Linked DNA regions of Mus musculus: region 2 is linked to region 1. A link is a loop called in an ENCODE intact Hi-C map of the cell type or tissue named here. Cell type or tissue: left cerebral cortex. All regions are shown on one strand. Each heading gives the region's core, and the rest is flanking DNA. Links, peaks and the distances in the headings are about the cores only.

What was found. Hi-C counts contacts between places; a loop is a spot of excess contacts. Peaks named below come from ENCODE experiments on the same cell type or tissue, not always from the same donor. Only the 100,000 strongest peaks of a DNase experiment are listed, where the experiment ranks them.
Region 2: a loop joins it to region 1, with 2.4 times the contacts of the local background. A loop is called at or near these places in 24 of 42 quality-filtered maps.

Annotation. Positions count from the first base shown.
Region 1 is chr11:76,573,284-76,584,459 of GRCm38, reverse strand. It overlaps a transcript of Abr not described here. Among named protein-coding and RNA genes, the nearest start is that of Abr, 7.5 kb to the right of the region's middle. In left cerebral cortex, for the core only: a CTCF peak has its summit at 6,386 (motif pointing right); DNase peaks (open chromatin) are centred at 6,398 and 6,660; H3K27ac peaks cover 747 bases.
Region 2 is chr11:76,521,964-76,529,963 of GRCm38, reverse strand. All of the region lies in intron 1 of Abr (active BCR-related gene), which reads left to right. Among named protein-coding and RNA genes, the nearest start is that of Abr, 45 kb to the left of the region's middle. In left cerebral cortex, for the core only: a CTCF peak has its summit at 4,842 (motif pointing left); DNase peaks (open chromatin) are centred at 67, 4,811 and 6,401; H3K27ac peaks cover 3,217 bases.

The DNA of each region.
Region 1 (11,176 bases), core at 1,594-9,593:
TCCCCCGACACAAGGTTTCTCTGTGTAGCTCTGGCTGTCTTGGAACTCAGTCTGTAGACCAGGCTGGCCTCGAACTCAGAGATCCACCTGCCTCTGCCTCCCAAGTGCTGGGTTTAAAGGTGTGCACCACCACTTCCCAGCTCCATCTTTTTTTTTTTTTTTTTTTTTTTTTAAAGGCAGTGTCTCACTGTGTTGCCCAAACTGGTTTAACTCTGACCACAAGTGATCCCTGCCTCAGTCTCCCAGGTGTCTGGGACGATAGGCATGTACCCTCCACGTCTGCTCTCCTCCTTCATTTTTGCCTCTGCACTTGTTCTTCTCTCCCAGAATGCCTTGCCTCTCCACTCCTTTATTTGTGCCAGGGAAACAGTAGTTGTCGTTCCAGGTCTTAATGCAAATGCTACTTCCTTTAGAAGGTGTGTTGGATAGTTTGTGCCAACTTAACACAAACTAGAATTGTCTGAAAGGAAGGAACCTCAATTGAGAAAATGCCTCCATTAGATCTGGCTGTAAGGCATTTTCTTAATTAGTGATTGACAGGGGAGGCACAGCCATTGTGGGCGCTGCCATCCATGTGCTGATGGCCCTGGATTCTGTAAGGAGGCAGGCTCTGCAAGCCATGTATGTGAGTGTGGCCTCTACATCAGCCTCCGCCTCCAGGTCCCTGCCCTGTTTACGTCCCTGTTCTGGCTTCCTTCAGTGATGAACTATGATGTGAAAGTATCAACCAAGTAAGACCTTTCCTCTCCAACTTGCTTCGGTCGTGGGGTTTGATTGCAGCCATAGAAACCCTAAAACAGGAAGTATTTGGTTATTAGCTCAGTTGGAAATGGTGACCACCTATCCCAAAACATACTGTCCAGGCTACTCTCTGGATCCACCAGGTATTGTGTGGCATCTTTAGAATCTCAGGCATGTTTCAAACCTATAATCACAAAAATATTGGGCAAATAAACACTGCATTTAAAATAGTATTATTTTTTATGTGTATGAGTGTTTTGTCTGCGTGTATGTCTGTGCACCATGTGTGTGCAGTGCCCTCCAAAGCTAGAAGAAGGCATCAGATCTCCTGAAACTGAAGTTAAGTTGTGTAATGTCATGTTGGTGTTTGGAGTTGAACCTAGATCCCATGAAAGAGCAGGCAGTGCCCTTAACTCCTGAGCCATCTCTTCAGCATCTAGAAACCCTGTCTTGTGTAGGGTTTTAGAATAGCTGAACAGATAGTGAATAACTTTTCCAGCCTTCAGTTCCAGGGTATGCACAGTTTAATGTTCTCTCCCTCCTGCTGAAGAGAGACATGTGCAGGCATGTGAGAAAGAAGTGAGGAACAGGGGTATGAATTCTGGAGAGTCCTTGGGCTACTATGGTAGCTGAATGTCTTTGCACACATAAACTGTTTACCACATCACTGGCACAATAAACGTACATATTTGTAATTGTGACATTATTATTCCACTCTTCTCATTGGACTTCCATTACTATAATAAAGTTCTGGAGGCAGACTACTTTATAAAGAAGAGGTTTAGTTGCCTCTCAGCTTTGGAGGTCGGAAGTCCAAACAGCATGGGCCAGGTTCATGGCAGAGCTCATGTGCATCTCTCTCCCCCTACTCTCTCTCCCTCTTTATAAAGCCACTGGGATTCAATCATGAAGCTCTCCTTTAATGGCCTAGTTATTCGCCAAGGTTCTCTCTTTTGGACTTCTTGGCAGAAGGAGTGTGAAGTTCCTGGGTTCATTTCCCAACACTGCAAACAAACAATAAGACAAATCAAAGTCCCCAGTTCAAAAGGCCATATGCAGATTACGTTTCTACCCTCCTTTAAAAGAGAATTTATATATGTATCTCTGTTTCTCTCTGTCTCTGTCTCTCTCTGTCTCTCTCTGTCTCTGTCTGTCTCTGTCTCTCTGTCTCTCTCTGTCTCTCTCTCTCTGTCTCTCTCTGTCTCTCTCTCTCTCTCTCTGTCTCTCTCTCTCTCTCTCTCTCTCTCTCTGTGTGTGTGTGTGTGTGTGTGTGTGTGTGTGTGGTGTCTAAGATGGCTAGAAGAGGGTGTCAAGTTCCCTGGAGCTGGAGTTACAGGCTGTTTGGGCTTTCACGTGCAGGTGCTGGGAACAAAACTTGGGGCTGAAGAGATGGCTCAATTGTTAAAGAGTGTGTATTGCCCTTGCAGAGGACCCAAATCTCTATCCTCTTAATACTATTAACATATAACTTTACAAATTAGACTTTTGCATGAGTACAGAGGGCACAGATCATATTCAAACCAAACACTGGAGAGGAAATATAGGACCTAAAGTGAGTTAAATACACCAGAACAGCCTTACTAGGTAGCAGGGGAGAAACTGGCAAGAACCTGGGATTAAACCCTTGTGGGGAGTGGGGATGTAGCTCAGCAAGAGTGCTTACCTACTTAGTATGCATGAAATCCTGGTACCAACCTTTGTAACACCCAGACAGTCAGACTATCAGAAAATAGACAGACACACGTACACACTCCTGGAATATGGATCCTGATAGCCTCAGGTGATTTTCTGTGGTAAAGGCTCAATAAATGAAACCTTGCAGAGCCCAACAGACCAGGTGAGTCCTGCATTCTCTGGGACTTTATAGTTCACTCAACAGTCCCTGGGGATCCAGGAACACAGCATTACAGAAGGTTTCCTTAGCCCAGTCCTCCCACTGTTAATCAGACTGCCTGTAGACCCTCTTAAACGAGGTCCTTGAGTGGGCAGGAGGCCAGAAGCAGCTTCCACAACTTCTCCCATTATAGAAATGAAAAGCAGGTCTCCAGTCCTCCTGGTTAGAGGGCTTCAAGAGATATGAGTACATTATCAAGTCAACTCTGGGAGGCTTCCGGCTCTGGCCGGGGCAAAGCGGTCAACATCACCCTAGCAACCTGAATCTTCTTTCACAGATTCCCAGGGTTTCCACCCTACAGAGAGTAGAGGTTTCAGGCCAAGCGGGCTGCCTCCAGAGGCTGTGTTCTTCCATGAAAGCAACAGTTCACTTCCCTATTCCAAAACCAAATTGCCTTGCAAATTTGGGACAGGTCTAGGAGAAGGACTCCGGGCTACGGCTTCAGAAACGGAAATTCCCTTAGTGGGCTGAATCTTTTCTAGGTTTCTATTTTATTTCTATGTTGGAACCTGATTGGGTGAAAAAGAGTACAGCATAGGATGTTGGCTGCTTAGCAAGGGAGGCTGTGCATTGGGGAGTTCTTAGTTGGGGCTTCGTGTGAGCAGTGAGAGAATAATTAGAGCAGCTATTGTCCTGCCCCAAATCTGATTTTAGGTTCCCCTGGAGTCATTTCAAAGGATGTGGCCACATGTCAACCATCAAGCCCAGACAATCTATTTCCAGTTGCTGGAACCCAGATAGCTAAATATCTATACTGCTTAATTCCAGGTTCTTAGTAGCCAGGAACCATTCATTCGTTCGGTCCATCATTTGCACAACATGCTAGGGTTTGCTGAAAAGAGAACTCACTGTCTAGCAAGAGATAGCCCCGAATGGTCTTAATTAAAAAAAAAAAGTCTTTATTTTATGCATATGGGAGTTATGCCTGTGTTATGTCTTGATACCATGTGTGCCTGGTGCGCCTGGAGGCCAGAAGAGGGTGCTGGATCCTTTGGAACTGGAGTTACAGATGATGGTGAGCCACCATGTGGGTGCTGGATGCCAAATCTGGGTCCTCTGGAAGAACAGCCAGTGCTCTTAACGTCTGAACCGTCTCTCCAGGCTCTGAATGTTTTTTTTTAAGAGCACTAAAGAATTGGAGAGAGAGAAGCAGGTCTCTCTGGCTCAGTTGTTAGGAAAAGCCCCTTGGAAACAGTGGTATTTCAGTTTAACACCATAATGTAAGTAGGAGATGCTCAGGCAGAGTGGAGGAGCAGTGTTGGGGTTTGTTTTCCTGAGACAGGGTCTTATGTCAGTCAGACTGGCCTTGTGCTTATTATGGTCTTCTGGTTTCAGCCTCTCATATGAAGCAATAGTGGATATGTACCACCATGCCAGGATAGGGACAGGACATTTTCTTTAACTTTATTTAAAGATGTATTTTATTTTATGTGTATGGGTGTTTTGCCTGTATGTTTGTCTGCTTGGTGCCACAGAGGTCAGAAGAGGGGATATCAGATCCCATGGGTCAGATATTTGTAAACCAGCATGTGTGTGCTAGGAACTGAAGCCAGGCCCTCTGCAAGAGCAACAAGTGTTCTTTCTTTTTTAAGATTTATTTATTTTTATTATATTTAAGTACACTGTAGCTGACGACTTCAGACACTCCAGAATGGGGCGTCAGATCTCATTACAGATGGTTGTGAGCCACCATGTGGTTGCTGGGATTTGAACTTTAGACCTTCGGAAGAGCAGTGGAGTGCTCTTACCCACTGAGCCATCTCTCCAGCCCGCAACAAGTGTTCTTAAGCATTAAGCCAACTCTACTGCGCTTCGGACGGAACATTTTAACCAGCTGTGATGGTTTGTATTTGCGTGGCTCAGGGAGTGGCAGGATTAGAAGGTGTGGCCCTGTGGAATAGGTGTGTCACTGTGGGTGTGGGCTATCAGACCCTCATCCTAGCTGCCTGGAAGCGAGTATTCTGCTAGCAGCCTTCAGATGAAGATGTAGAACTCTCAGCTTCTCCTGAACCATTCCTACCTGGATGCTGTTATGCTCCTGCCTTGATGATTATGGACTGAACCTCTGAACCTATACGCCAACCTCAATTAAATGTTGTCCTTATAAGTGTTGCCTTGGTCATGGTGTCTGTTGACAGCAGTAAAACCCTAGCACACCAGCTATATCAACCTGTGCAAGAAGTCCAGGCAAGGGGCTGGAGAAATGGCTCACTGGTTAAGAGCACTGGCTGCTCTTGCAGAGGTCCTGAGTTCAAATCCCAGCAACCATATGGTAGCTCACAACCATCTGTAATGGGATCGGATGCCCTCTTCTGGTGTGCCTGAAGACAGCTACAGTGTAGTCATAATACATAAAATAAATAAATCTTTCATTCTTTAAAAAAAAAAAAGATTAAGTACAGGCAACTGCAGGAAGGAGCAGGAAGTGGTGTGTGTGTGTGTGTGTGTGTGTGTGTGTGTGTGTGTGTGCATGTGAAGTGATCCAAAGGGGTATGCAGGACAGGCCACAGGGCCTGACAGGTTATGAAAAATAATAATGGGTGTTAGGGTTGTATAGCTCAGTGGAAGAACACCTGCTTAGCATGCCCAAGATCCAGGGTTTGGTCCCTAATGTTGCTGAAAAGAGAGATGGGGTGGTGGTGGAGAAAAATGTGCCTTTCTCCAGATACTGCTGTAAGTGAGCCTTATAAAAGGGGAAATGGTATGTGCGAATTCTCTTACAGCATGCTGTCTGTGGCTTTGAGATGCAGGGAGACTTCCGTGAGAGCATCAGGTGTATGGCATCAGCCTAATGAGCCTGGGGCCGCTCAAACCAACAGATCCTTGACCACTTTTACTGATTTGCTACCTGTCTCGTTCTTCTTCACTTCCCCCTCCGTTAGGATCTGAGCCACGAGCAGAGGCAAGGAGATCTCTCAGATTTAGAGGCCAGATTGGTTTACAAAGTGAGTTCTAGGACAACCAGGGCTGTTACACAGAGAAACCCTGTCTCAAAAACCAAAGAAAACAAGAACGGTAACAACAAAACCCTCTTTGGTATGACAGTGACAGCTACACCTTTCAGTGGCAGTTACTCAATTCCCAGTTAAGAACCACTGTCTTGTACTGAGAGGACAAGGTTATGTTCAGCTGCATCTCAGGCTCCGGTAGCTGGCAAGCAGGGAGGTATGGAAATCTCTTCATTGAAGATGTTACTGGAGGAGACTGGACTTGGGTGACACACTTGGGAGACAGAGGCAGGCAGATCTCTGTGAGTTCAAGGCTACCCTGGTCTATAGAGTGAGTGCCAGGATAGCCAAGGATACTCAAAGGAATCCTAGCTCAAAAAACAAATACAAACAAACAAACAAACAAACAAAAAACCCAAACAAACAAAAACAAAAACTATGTTACTGGAGGGGCCGGGAGATGACTTATCAGTTAAGGGCACTTGTTGCTCTTTCAGACCTGGGTTCAGTTCCCAGCACACACATGCACACACACACACACCACACCCTTTCACATAGATACTTAAGCATATACATAAGTAAAAATAAAAACTACTCTTAAAAAAATGTTCCTGGAAGGTTTGTCTGACGGGAGAGTATTCTGCCCACTCTATTCTTGTTTCTCCTGGCTTTCTCAGACTTTGCTCACAATGGTTACCTGCAGCCCTAGATAAAGCCTGGTGGAAAGCTGAGATTTGAGTCCAAGTCCTTGGAGGCTGCCTATCTAGAACACCTTGTGTGGCTGAGGTGCCACTCTGGCCACCAGATGGCGCCCGAGAGTTCCTGTTCTCTGCCGCAGGACCAGTAGTAACAGGAATTGACTGCAGAGAGAAGTTGCCTTAAAAGAGGCCTGATGCTTAAAGAAACACCGCCACATAGCCTCGGACTGGACCCTTGAATCTGTAGAACAAGACTCTACCACGGCAAGCACCACTGTCCAGGGTCAGTGGCTTCTTTGTCTTTGCCTTCCTGGGTTTTGATTCCATCTCTTCCATGGCTCTTAGTTGCTGCAACTGTTCCTGAGCCTGAGGGGACTGGGCCAGCCAGGAGGAGGGTGGCGTCAGAGCTCCTGGCAGAGCAGGGTTGGAGCTGGGATGCATCTGCAGAACTCTGGCTGAAAGAGTAGGAAGTGCAGCCAGCTTCGGGGCAGTGAGGACCACAGAAGCACAGAGAGCCGGCCTGTGAGCGCTGGCCTCTGCGGGACTTGATTCTGTTGCCTTGGAACTAAGGAGATTGGAGCCTTTGAATTTGATGTCTGGGGTCATTGGGATTTGAGAATTCTTGTGTCTTCTTCGGGTGGCATCTTTCCAAATACTGATGGGGACTCAGAGGTAAGTAGATTGAGGGAGGGGGCTCTAGACTCTGGGGTAGAGTCTTCTTATTGACTGTAGGAAAAGTCTCCTGTTGACCCTTGGGTAGTGAGGGCTGAAAATGGTTAGTTGATGGTCATTTGAGAAGGTCTCCTCCTCAAATTGCTTTTGATTAGCCTCATCTAAGCCAGCTGCTCTACCGTGCTCTTTCTGGTGCCTGACTGTGCATAGGGCCTGGGAAATGTGTGTGTGGTGTGTCACTGCCGCTGTCTGTCCTTGGGTATTGTCCTGGTATGCATCAAGAGTGTGAATGTAGTTCTCTGTCTACATCTTGTCAGGGGTACAGACCTTTACCATGACTCAAGCTGACAAAACATCCACAGGGAAATGAGATGGGGTTGGGGTGTGTGTGTGTGATGGTAGTTTCTGTTGTCTGTAGATCTGTCTGCTGGAAAAGCTAAGAGGGTGTAAAGAAAGAGAATAAAGGACAGAATCTTGGACCAAGCCATCTCTGACAGGCAACTCATGGGATGCCTGGCCTGGGGAATTTTCTACTTAAATTGTTTTAAATTTACATTTATTCATTTATTATGTCGGGGGTGGGGGGTGGGGCATGAGTGCCACAGCACATATGTGGAGGTCAGGAGAGATCAGAGGACAACTTATGGAGAGTCTGCTGCCTACCATGTGAGTCCCAAGGATAAAACTCATGATGTTCTCAGGCTTGGTAGTGAGCACTGTACCCGCTGAGCCCTTCCATGGCTCGAGGAATTTTCTTCTTTCCAGACCTCAGAACTGAAGATGAATTTTGAGAACAGTAAATGCTACTTTGCTCTACCTAGGAAAAGGGAATGAAATAGGGTTTGAAAGCAGGCTACTTGCCAGGCATGGTGACACACATGCCTCTAATCCCAGCAGTTCTCTGTGAGTTCAAGACCAGCCAGGCCTACATAGTGAGTTCAAGACCAGCCAGGGCTACATAGTGAGAATGAAAACAAAACAAAAAACAAACAAAAAAGTCCAACCACACACATACAAGTACACACCAGGAAACAGAAAAAACAGGCTACCTCTCTCTGGGTCTCTGAGAAAGCCAAGTTTACAGTCTTTCAGGGCTAATAAGATATCTGGAGGTCATCTACCTAATCTACCTTCTGCACCTGTGAAAACTAAAGTTGGAAAAGCCTGAGTCTGGCCTTAGGCAGGTAGGCAGAGGGCTAGGGACCTGGCCTAACACAGTCATCGGATTGCTTTTCAGCTTGTCTGAGGGGTCATCTGACCTGTTGTAGTAGATGTGGTTTTGTGTGGCAAACAGTTCTCTTTTTGTTTACTTATTGGTGCCCCCTGGGAGTTCTGGAATGGCACTATCTTGCCTTTTCGTGTAGCTCCAATTTCTCCTTTTCTGGGTTTAATGCTTCCTTTATTTATTTGTTCCTTCCTAGGCCAGTATAGCACTACCCACGTGGACTTGATTCATTTTCAAGTGTTACCATCTGCTGGCTGGCCAGTGGCTTAGCCTTTCTGTGCCTCCATTTCTTTACCTGTGAAATGGAGCTAACATAGCTCCTATCTTGCTTGCTTGCTGTTAGGGTCAGGCCAGGTGAACTTTGTAAAGCATATTGAGCAGCACCTGGCAGTTAGGCACCAATCAGGGTTAACTATTTTTAATTTCTATGACTCTATGCACTTTAAAATATTTTTATTTTATCGTATGAGTGTTTTGCCTGCATGTATATCTGTGCATTGTGTATGTGTCTAGCAACTGCAGAGGCCAGAAGAGGGTGTCAGATTCCCTGGAAACTGAAGTTGCAAATGGTTTGAGTTGGCATGTGGATGCTAGAAATCAAACTTGGGTTTTCTGGAAAATCACTGTCTCTCCAACCCATCATCTGTATTTTATTAGTTTATTCTCATGTATTACATCCCAACTGCAGTTTCCTCTCCTCAGCTTTTTTTTGGGGGGGGGCGGATTTGAACCCCTGCCTCAGCCTTCTTTCTGAGAGACTGGAATCACAGGTGTGCATACACAGCAACACCTGGCTTAACATGCATTTTTGAATGACAGTCAGCTGAGCTTTTGGCATATACCTGGTTATGTGTGAGTTCACATTGCTATAATAGCACTTTTGGAAGTTTACCTACACTGATGCTTCCTGGTTGGCCCCAGCAATAGAGACACTTTCGTTTGTTTTGCTAGCAGTGGCCACTGGGTGATCAGAGACTTTTGGGTCCTTCCTGTGGTGCACAGCAAAGCTGTGTTGCTAATATGAGAAAGGAAGGAGAATGGCGATATAGGTAACATCACTGATTTTGCATCCTGGCTAAGTAGTTGGTAGACTTGAGAGCTGGTTGTTAGAGAGGCAATGAGTAGTACAACCCTGAGAATGAATAAAGGGGGGAGCTGCTGGTCTTCAGAATGGGATTTATCTCTCTTCCACTGAGCCTCTCAACTCAAGGCTGCGTAACTAACCTTAAATCCTGTGATGGGGGAGGAGCAGGCAGGTAACCATGGAGATGGGGATGAGGGGGGCAGGATAAGCTGAGTGCACAGGTTAGGGATATGGAGAGTGTTGGCCCTTAGGGCTGGACAGAGAATGGTTACTAGGGGCTTGGCAGAAGTGGTGCATCGAATGCTGATCAGTGTCTTGGAGTGCTCCACCCATCTGTACATCCAGACACTTAGCTGAATCGGGGTGTGTGTGTTGGGGGGGAGAGGTCCTGTCACAAGTATACCTCCCTGCTGCTCTGACAGATTGGGGCTGATAGCTGGAGTAGAGAGCACTTTAGGTTAGCAGGCTTTGGGCAAACTACAAAGAAGGATGCCTCTTTAACTCCTTAGTTCCCAGAGTGTATGTGTGAGTTAGGATCTTTCGCAACCTTTCTCTGCCCTCAGTGTCCCTTAATCTAACTGGGGGCTTTTGTTAGTCTCAATTCACCCAAGTGCTCCAAGACCCACCCACTTATCTCTGTAAACAGGCTTAGAATCAATCTGTGTGATGTGATTCTTGAAGTAACTACCCTTTCCCAAGACAGCGGGTCAGAAGTGTTGTTGTGTGATAAAACTTTTCCTGTGAGACACAACACACATTATTCACCTGAGACAGGGAACTAAAGTATAGATAGATACCATCAAAATCCAACTTGGTGATCCAATAGGTTTTATTGGGGGTTATTTACAGGAGTAGCAATGACTCGAAGACAGCTGCATCATCAAGGACCACCTCAGCAGGGGTGACAACTCACAGAGCTGGGAAACCTGGAGTATGCACAGCTTGCAGGGAGCTCAAAAGATGGGAGTGTCCTTTCCAAATGACTCTGGTCTAAATCTCTTCTTGCAGCTCAGTTGGCTTCAACTTCTAGCTGGACAGGTCTGAGTCTTCCTTCTGTCTGAGGGGAATTCTCAGATCTTGTTGCTTATTCTGGCAAGGAGGGGCCTAGTGAGTCTTGTTGGTTTCTGGAACTTCCTGAAAGGGTTGTAAAGTTGTTTTCCTTCCTGCTTAAGGAGCTTCCTAGCAGGATGGAATGTTTCAGTCTTGGGAGAAACTGTTACACATGAGGTGGGCAGATGGTTATGGGACAAAACTGCAAGGGCTTCCTAGCAGATGGTCTTGCATTTTCGGATCAGAAAAGATTTCCAGGGACCTTCAGTGACTTGGGTTATCAGTCAGCTGACAGCGAGGTGGCATGCATAGGATCCCAGCCCACACTATGTGGTTGGGTCAGTGAGCTGTGCCTTAGTTTTTCCATGTGGAAAATTCACAAAACCTAGAAAAGAGCTGTGCTTGGTAACACAGGCCTTTAGCCTTAGCTTTCTAAATCTCAAGATTAGCCCTCCATGACACACCTCCTCTAGTAAGACCATACTCTCTAATCCTTCCCAAACAATTTCAAGGAGCAAGTATTGGACTATATGAGCCTGTGGGGGCCATACTCATTCAAACCACCACATTGTCTCAAAAGGTAAAAAGAGAGCTGGAGATAGGCTTTGTGGTAGAGTGCATGAGTGCGGTCCTGGGTTCAATTCCTAGCACTGCATAAAGTGGGGCAAATGGAGGATAAGAAAGGAAGGAACCAGAAGTTAACAGTGGTGCTCATCAAGAGATCATCCTAGTGAAATTAAAAAAACAAAACAAAACAAAAACAACCCTCTTAAGATCTAGGCCACACACACCTAGTATTCAGTGTCCGTTATTAGCACTATGGCCTGCAAGATTGTATCTATACGCTACACTGTGTTGTGGAAA
Region 2 (8,000 bases), core at 1-8,000, 53 kb after region 1:
CAAGCCAGGCAGTCTAGTTCCAGAGCTTGAGTTCTTCTTACCAAATGTTCTGCTGACTCTTCCCTTCCAGAAGGATGACTGTGAGTCAGCTCATGTGACCTCCCCCAACCCAGGAGAGGCAGAGGGAAGGAGTGAGCACACGTTAACCTACCAGTTCTGGAGGGACAGCTGGGGACAGTGCTGTGAGCTGTGCGTGTTGGTGGCTGTACTTTGTGCTTTTGCAGGAGTGTGGGGTTAGGGAAGCTACTGTCTGTGCACTTCCCACCCCTCCTCTTTTCCCTCCTTGAGTGGTTGTTTCCTGGTGGGGGTGGGCTTGCATGGACCACATGCCTATGCAGCTTGCCTAAGTCTGTGGAAGGGCCCTGGGCTCTCAGGAAGGAGTCCAGATCTGGGGCTGAGGATGAGTGGCAGCCACAGAGGGAGCGGGCTGTCAGATCGGGGAGCACAGCTACCATGTGTGAGGTCTGTCCTGTTGTGCCTCTGTTATAGTTGGCAGTGTATGCGCTACCCACACAGCATGTAGCTGGCCTTCTTAGGCTCTTTCCCAAGGCCAAGACAGTAAGAAATCAGAACAATAACTTCAGTGCTGATAATAACAGCCAGCACCATCACTTGTTTACATGCCAGGTTTTACCTAAACTCACTCTCTTGGCGGCCACAAGAGCTCTATGAGAGCCTGCGTGCTGCTCTTCCCTTATTTTATAAACACAGAGGTTAAGCAGTTTGCCCAAGTCACACAGCTAATGATGAATTCAGGAAGCCTGGGAGTCTGGGCACTGTAGGCCTCCTCTGGCCTTCCATTCAGAATCCCACCTTCACTTTTTTTTTTTCTCCTGAGAGACTGGGATGTATCATTTACCTGCCCATCTGTCCCGAGTGTGAAATGTGATTTTCATTATCAGCCAGGCCGAAGTTTGTGTGCAAACAGTGTCTGCCATTGTCTTCATATCCAGGCACGGAGGGGACAGTTCTAGCTCTATTTGGAACAGAGCTAGCTGACCCTGTAACCCAACTGATCTCCCTAGAGCAAGGCAGGCCCACTAGCCTGGAGGCCTGGTGTCCATTGTCTCTTGGCCTCTCGTATCCAGCCTGTTCTCTGCAGCTATCCTTGCTGTGGCAGCCAAGCAGAGACATCTGACTCCTCATGTCTGGCCTTGTGGTTGGTTCCTGATGGAGGCTGCTATTCTCTGGTGATGAGGCTGGGATATCTTACTGCCAGGTGAAAGGATAAGCCTCTCCAGGCTGAGTGGGGACTTAGGTGCTTATAATAGAGGTGAGGCTTGGGGCTGGAGAGATGGCTCAGTGGTTAAGAGCACTGACTGCTCTTCCAGAGGTCCTGAGTTCAATTCCCAGCAACCACATGGTGGCTCACAACCATCTGTAATGAGATCTGATGCCCTCTTCTGGTGTGCGTCTGAAGACAGCTACACTGTACTCATATAAATAAATAAATAAATTAGAGAGAGCGAGAAAGAGAGCGAGAGAGAGGGAGGTAAGGCTCCTCACCAGGGCAACTGATGTCATGGGGAAGTCCTCTTCCTTGCCATGACCCCTGGACCGTTCACCATCCTCCCAGAGACACTGCCCACTGACATCATTCTGTGGAGATAGACTGAGCTCTGGAGTGGGAGCCTAGGTGCTGCCTGATGGGAGAGGAAACACTGGAATTAGACCCCACAAATGCCTGGTAGCTCTGCTTAGAACTGAGCCAGGATGTCTTGTGCCAGGATGTTGATCACAAAGCAGGATGCAGTCAGCTAATCAAACCTACCTTTGCAACTGGAGAGGGACACCAGGGTCTGTATCAGCCACCTTGCTCTGGTACCTCTTTTTTTTTTTTTTTTTAAGATTTTTAGAATTTTGTCTGTATGTTAAGTGCAATGTGTGCATGCAGTGCCTGTAAAGGCCAAACGAAGGCATCGCATAGCCCCTGGAACTGGAGTTATAGATGGTTATGAGCCCTGATGTGGGTACTAGACTCAAACTTGGGTCCTTTGAAAGAGCCGCAACTGTTATTAAGCACAAAGCTGACTATTCCCTTGCAAGGGTTCTTATCCCTGGTATTGATCCCTCTCCATTTTCTTTTGTAAAATAAATATGTTTTATTCAGGCATGGTAGTACACACCTTTAATCCCATCACTTGAGAGGCAAGAGGAACTCTGTAAGTTCCAAGCTAGCCAGAGTTATAATAGTGAGACCATGTCTTTGAAATAAAAAAGTATTTTACTTTTTCGGTAGTATGATATACATGTATATGCCCTTTAAATTTGCCGTTATTTTAAGTGCACAGTTCTGTGGGCTTAAATACATTCATGATTGTATGACCACCGTGTGTGACTGTCCCAGGCTCTTCTCATTCTGCAGTGATATTGCCCCACTCGTCAGCAACACCCACTCCCTCTCCCAGCCCCAGCAACTCCTGTTTATACTTTCATTTCTACAATGGGGTACCACACTTATTTATTTTTGTGACCAGCTTATTTCATATAGCATAATATCCTCAGGGTTCATTAGGACTATACCATGGGCTTGAATTTCTTTGCATCTTGATGTGGAAGATACTCCATTGCTTATAGGTGCCACGTTTGTTTATCCCTTCACTCCTGGGGACCTTGTGTTGCTCCCACCTTTTGGGTCTTGTAATAATGTTCTTGTGGACTCCCTTCATATGGGCTATCCTTGGATTTTACTTGGTGCTGGGGCTGTGGACCTGGCCTTGGGGGTAATGGTAGAGAGCAGGAGAGTCATAGCCACGTGGAGGGCCTGGCCTGTGCAGCTGAGGCATGAGAATCAGAGAGTTCAAGGCCAGCCAGGGCTACATAGCTTCTGGGTAGCCTGATCTATGTAAATCCCATCGCAACAAAACAAACAAAGCAAACTCAAGATTTGAGGGCTCCTGGAACCAGCACCTTCTGAAGGACGACGTTCCAGATTCCCAGAACAACGTGTTGAGTTTCTTGTTTTACCAGCAGGAGGGTGTCTGTGAGCTGGCATAGGAAGAAGGAAAGTATGGGCGTGGCATCTGTGAGCCTGGGATTGGCCAGATGATCACATAGAAGAGCTGGATTCCTCTGTTAGTGTTCTTGGTTATGTTATAGGACCAGGCTAACCCTTGAAGCCCTGACTTACCACAGGCAAGGCTGCCTCTTGCTTACAGGTCCATTGCAGGTAAGCAGGTTAGTTGGGGACCATCCTGGATGGCGCTATGGCCTCCAAGGCCCACGGCCTCAGTGGATGAGGAAGAGTGATTGTACATGGTTTCTCTCTGCCTCTCTGTCTAATGTCCACTTAAACTTTGGTGGCCAGAAGTGCTCACAAGGCCTCGTCCAACTGCAGAACAGCTGGATAGGGTGGACCTTGGTGGATCCAGAAGGAGAGGAGAACGGGATATTGTTGAGTGCTGGACGTCATGTCCAACATGACACCTGTGAGAAGGAAGAAGGCCCCCAAGCTTGCCTTGTGGCCAGGGTGGTCCTGGCATGTGAGTGTGTGCCACTGGGCTGAGCTTTCTTACTGCCATTGTCTCATGGAATACTCACAATGAAATTATCATTCCATTACACTGTTGAGGAATCCACAGATCCAGGCCACAGCCTCAACCACAGCCACCTGCCCCAAGGTGATGGCTATGGTTGCTGGCAAGTGCTCACTTATGCTGGAGCTGACCAGAGTAGTGGATGTTAGAGGTGGGTGGGGAACCCATGTGTGTCCACTTGTGCATAAGGAGATGGGCTTGGCTGTTCCTGGGCTCAGATTTCACCTGGCTTTGCCTCTATAGCCCCAGAAAGTAATACTGTTGTAAATTTTAATGAGTTCTCTTTGAAGCAGTAAAATCACTGCTGTTCTGTAGCCGAAAGAGGGCATGGGGACCTCTTTTAGTTCTGCTAGTAAAAAAAAAAAAAAAAAAAAGCTTTCTGAAGTGCTGGTAACTGAATCCAGGTGTTCATGTATGCTAGGCATATGTTCTGCCACTGAGCCACATCCTCAGCTTCAACGGTGGAGTTCTTTTAAGGTTTGGGGGGGGGGGGCTCTGGATGGAGAGCCAGCAGCTGGGACGGAATGCCATAGATAGAGTGAGGTCTCCCAGCCACATTGAGTAGAGTGCCTGGGTTGTGTGAGGTGTGCAGGAGTGTACAAGTTGGGAGTGCCTTTGTCCACTTCTGTAGGGTAGTATGGAAGTGGGGAGCCATATGCCCTTGGGGATTCTGGAACTGGTGGCTGCCAACCCATAGCATCACTCTGGATCTCTCACTGACTCCTCTAAGCCTCACGATACTTTTCTCTGAGCTGCCTGCCCCTTACTGCTTCTCAGCACTGGATTGAAAATCATTTAATGTTTCATGAATACCCTAAGGACTCATAAAGGCATTTATGGGAGAGGGCTCTGAGGAGGCCATTGCAGGCAGGTGATAAGAGCCTTTGGATTTGAAGATCATTATCATGATGGTCATCCCTGTCAGACCTCCTGGCTGCTCCCCCTTTTGTGGCTTTGTGGCTGAACATTTCCTACTGAGGACAAGGAAAGACAGAAAGGAGCCTTAAATGAACCCAGTCCAGGTTCCTTACTTGTTATCACCCCCAGGATGGTCCTGAGGGATGTTAGCTCTGACAAAGGTTAGAATTTCTGAAGATTGGTCAGAGCAACCTCCTGGACCCTACACCTTAAATAGCCAAATCAGTTGTTCTGAGGAGAGCTTAGAAAGCGTCTTAGGGACCGGTGTCAGTCAGCCAGCCAGCCAGCAGCTTTCCTGTACATGTGCTATGTGAATTCTGTTCTCCGTGCCTGAGTAACGGCTTGCAGACCAAAGCCATCTTTGCCCTCTAGTCTCCTGCCACCTAGTGGACAAACCAGAACATACCATTCAGAACGTGCCAATGGAAGCAGACCAACAACACTGTACACAGACCGTTTATTGTTGTTACTTTGGTCTCGTTGACCAAGTGATTTATTGTCTGGGAAATGTCCTCCTTATCGAGTGTCTCTCATTGTTCTCCAGGATATAATAAACACCCCAGTGACAGATGAAGAAGTGGAGGTGCCAAGAGAACGAACAACTTGCAGAAAACATAGAACTAGAACCTGGCCTTTCAAAGCCCTGGCTTGGCCTCAGTCTCATTAAGCAAGTGATAGGCTCCAGTCATGGAACTGGGGGTCAGCTCCTGCCCCTGCATCTGGCCTGTGATATCTTAGGAGGTATTTCTTGACTGGCTAGATTATTCACACATACAATAAGTCTCCCCTTCATTATGGATGGAAGGACATATGTTGGTTTGGTAGTGTCTGTCTTACATGTTCAGTGCACATATAACTGCCTTTCCTTTTTTTTTTTTTTTTTTTTTTTTTTTTTTTTTTTTTTTTTTTTCCATTTTTTATTAGGTATTTAGCTCATTTACAATAACTGCCTTTCCTACAGAGTAAGTAGGGTAGTTGTTTTCCTTTGTCTTGGTCAGGTGTGATGGTACATGCCTAGAATCTCAGCACTCAGCAGGCAGGAGCAGGATGATCATAAAATCAAGGCCAGTTTGGGCTATATCATGAGATCCTGCCTCTACAAAAGGGATATAGGAACTGAGATGGCTCGGTGGGGTAAGAGTACTTGACACATAAGCCTGAGGAACTGAGTTTGACCCCTAGCACCTCTAAAAAGCCAGGAGTCCCTGCACACCCCTGTAACCCTAGCATGGCAGCGGTGGGGCTGGGGATTAGAGACAGGAGAATCTCAAGGACTTTGTGGACAGTCTAGCAGAAAAATGGTTAGCTCCAGTTTCAGTGAGAGACCCTGTCTTAAGGGAATAAGGTGGAGAAGGGTAGAGGTACACGTGAGTACATACACAGAGACACAGGTATGGTTCAGAGAATTTGGGAATTTTAGTTTGCCTAAGGAGAAAATTATATCAGAGCATAAAAAGAAATCAGACTTGGTTCAAAGAGCAGGCTTTAAGTTGGGCTCAGTTGTTTTATTACCTGATGGCCCTGGTTGACAGGTGGAATTTCTTTGAGCCTCAGTTTGTGCCCCATTTATGTACAAAGGGGTAGATAATGCAGTGAGCAGTAGTACTCTTGACAGCCTGCCTAACTTTCAAGGATGGAATGAGCTCCTGGCTGTAGGGTTGCTGTGTACACTGGAAGTGATGCCGATCCCAGTCAGCATTTCTGTCCAACCCCAGAGCCTGGAAACTGGTGAAGATGTCCCCTTTTCTACCCTGAGCAAGTCGGCACACTTCTGCCCTTATATCAAGAAATGAGATTTCTTTTGTCTCCGACTTGGGAGCCCCGGCCTTCTCCAGTCGACCATGGTCTGTGCCTCCCTTCTCAGAGGAATCCTGGAGGTGGATGATCAGATCCCCATCTCCATGGCAACCAAAGAGGTCCTGCTGCACTCCCACAGAGGGCCTTGAGTCTGTTCCCAGCTGTGGGGGTGGAGCCAGAATGGAGAACTCCCAGTGACATTAGCCACACACCAAGCAGTGAGCTGCCACATGCCATTGTCCAGGTGACCAGCTGTCCCTGTGCTGACTTAGTGGTTGGATGAAGGTAAAGGAGCCATACTATGCTATAGATAATTGCTGTATGCTGACTCAAGGGACCTGGGTGAAGGAGCCATGGGCTAGCTATGCTCCTTGCCTGTTCACTGTATACAATCAGATCAGAAGAAAACAAAGCTCTTCCTGTACCCTGCCTTCTTCTCTATCCCCAGGCAAACTCTGGATCCCCTAAGAGTTCCAGCAAGCCCTGTTTCTTGCCAGCAACCTTTCCAGTGCTTAGGGAGGTGATGGCTTGCTGCTGACTGTGTTGTAGGGCTGCTTCAGAGTCTGAGCTCCGTTAGGCTTTGAACTGAGTTCTTATCTTAAATTGGTAGATTTCTGCATTTCTCAGATGTGGAATTGCACAGGGTTGGGGGAGTGTTAATAGCCCTGGTGTGACCTACATGAACTCAGTTCAGATCTCTGGGGTGGGAGCTGGTCACCAGGAGCTTCCATCGTGTGTGAAGTCGAGAACTTAAGTCTTAAAAACTCAGCATGTGAACCCCAGAGGTCTTTGATGCCTTCCTCCATGCTGAGGCTACTTGTCAGAGTGTGATTACTGCAACTTACAGAAGGTGCTGTGACAGCTGATAAGATGCTCGTCAGGTCCACCAAAACTGTGTGTAAGGGTCTGTGATTCATGGAAGAATGACACCCTGGACTGAAATGCAAAGAGTGCTTTATTCTGCAGAAGTCCAGCACGCTGGGGTCTCCCATCACCAGAACAGAGAGGCACCCAAGTGAGATGCAGGCCTGAGTTAAAGCACCTTAGGGAATTCCAGGGCAGGTGACCTCTATGTCAATCTGTTGGGCCCATCTCTAAGGACACTGGGGTGTGGGGGCTGGAATGTTGCTGGAGAGGTCTGGAACTGTTACTGAGGAAGTAGCTGAGGAAGTCTGGAAACTGCTGCTGACCCAGCAGTGTCCTTGCCTCAGGCCAGGTGGAGAGGAGGCTTCTGAGGCCTGGACTTGCCTGGAATTGCCAGTTTTTGGAATCAGAAATTTAGGCTTAGTCTCCTTAACTGCCGATATGAAGCCTGTCACGGAATCAGCCTAGCCTTTCTCACCTGTTTTTGTAGTATACGACCCAGGGGATGCTTGAGGGCATTCTGTGCCAAGGACACAGTTGAGGTTGCACTGATAATAGCGCTGTTGTTTATTTAGTGCTTGCCCTGGGCACTGCATATATTTTTCCCATAACAAGTCAATGAAAACTTGTCGGGTGCTGGGTTTACCGGTGTACACCTAGAACCCCATCACTTGCGATCATGGAGGCAGAAGGATCAGGAGTTCAAAGCCAGTCTTGGCTATGTAGCTGTTTGAGGCCAGCGTGAGTTACATGAAGCACTTTCTCAAGAGAAAAAGGAGCTGGGTATGTATTAAAACACACACACACACACACACACACCACACACACACACACACACACCACACACACACACACACACACACACCGGTGAAAGTGCCCTTTAAA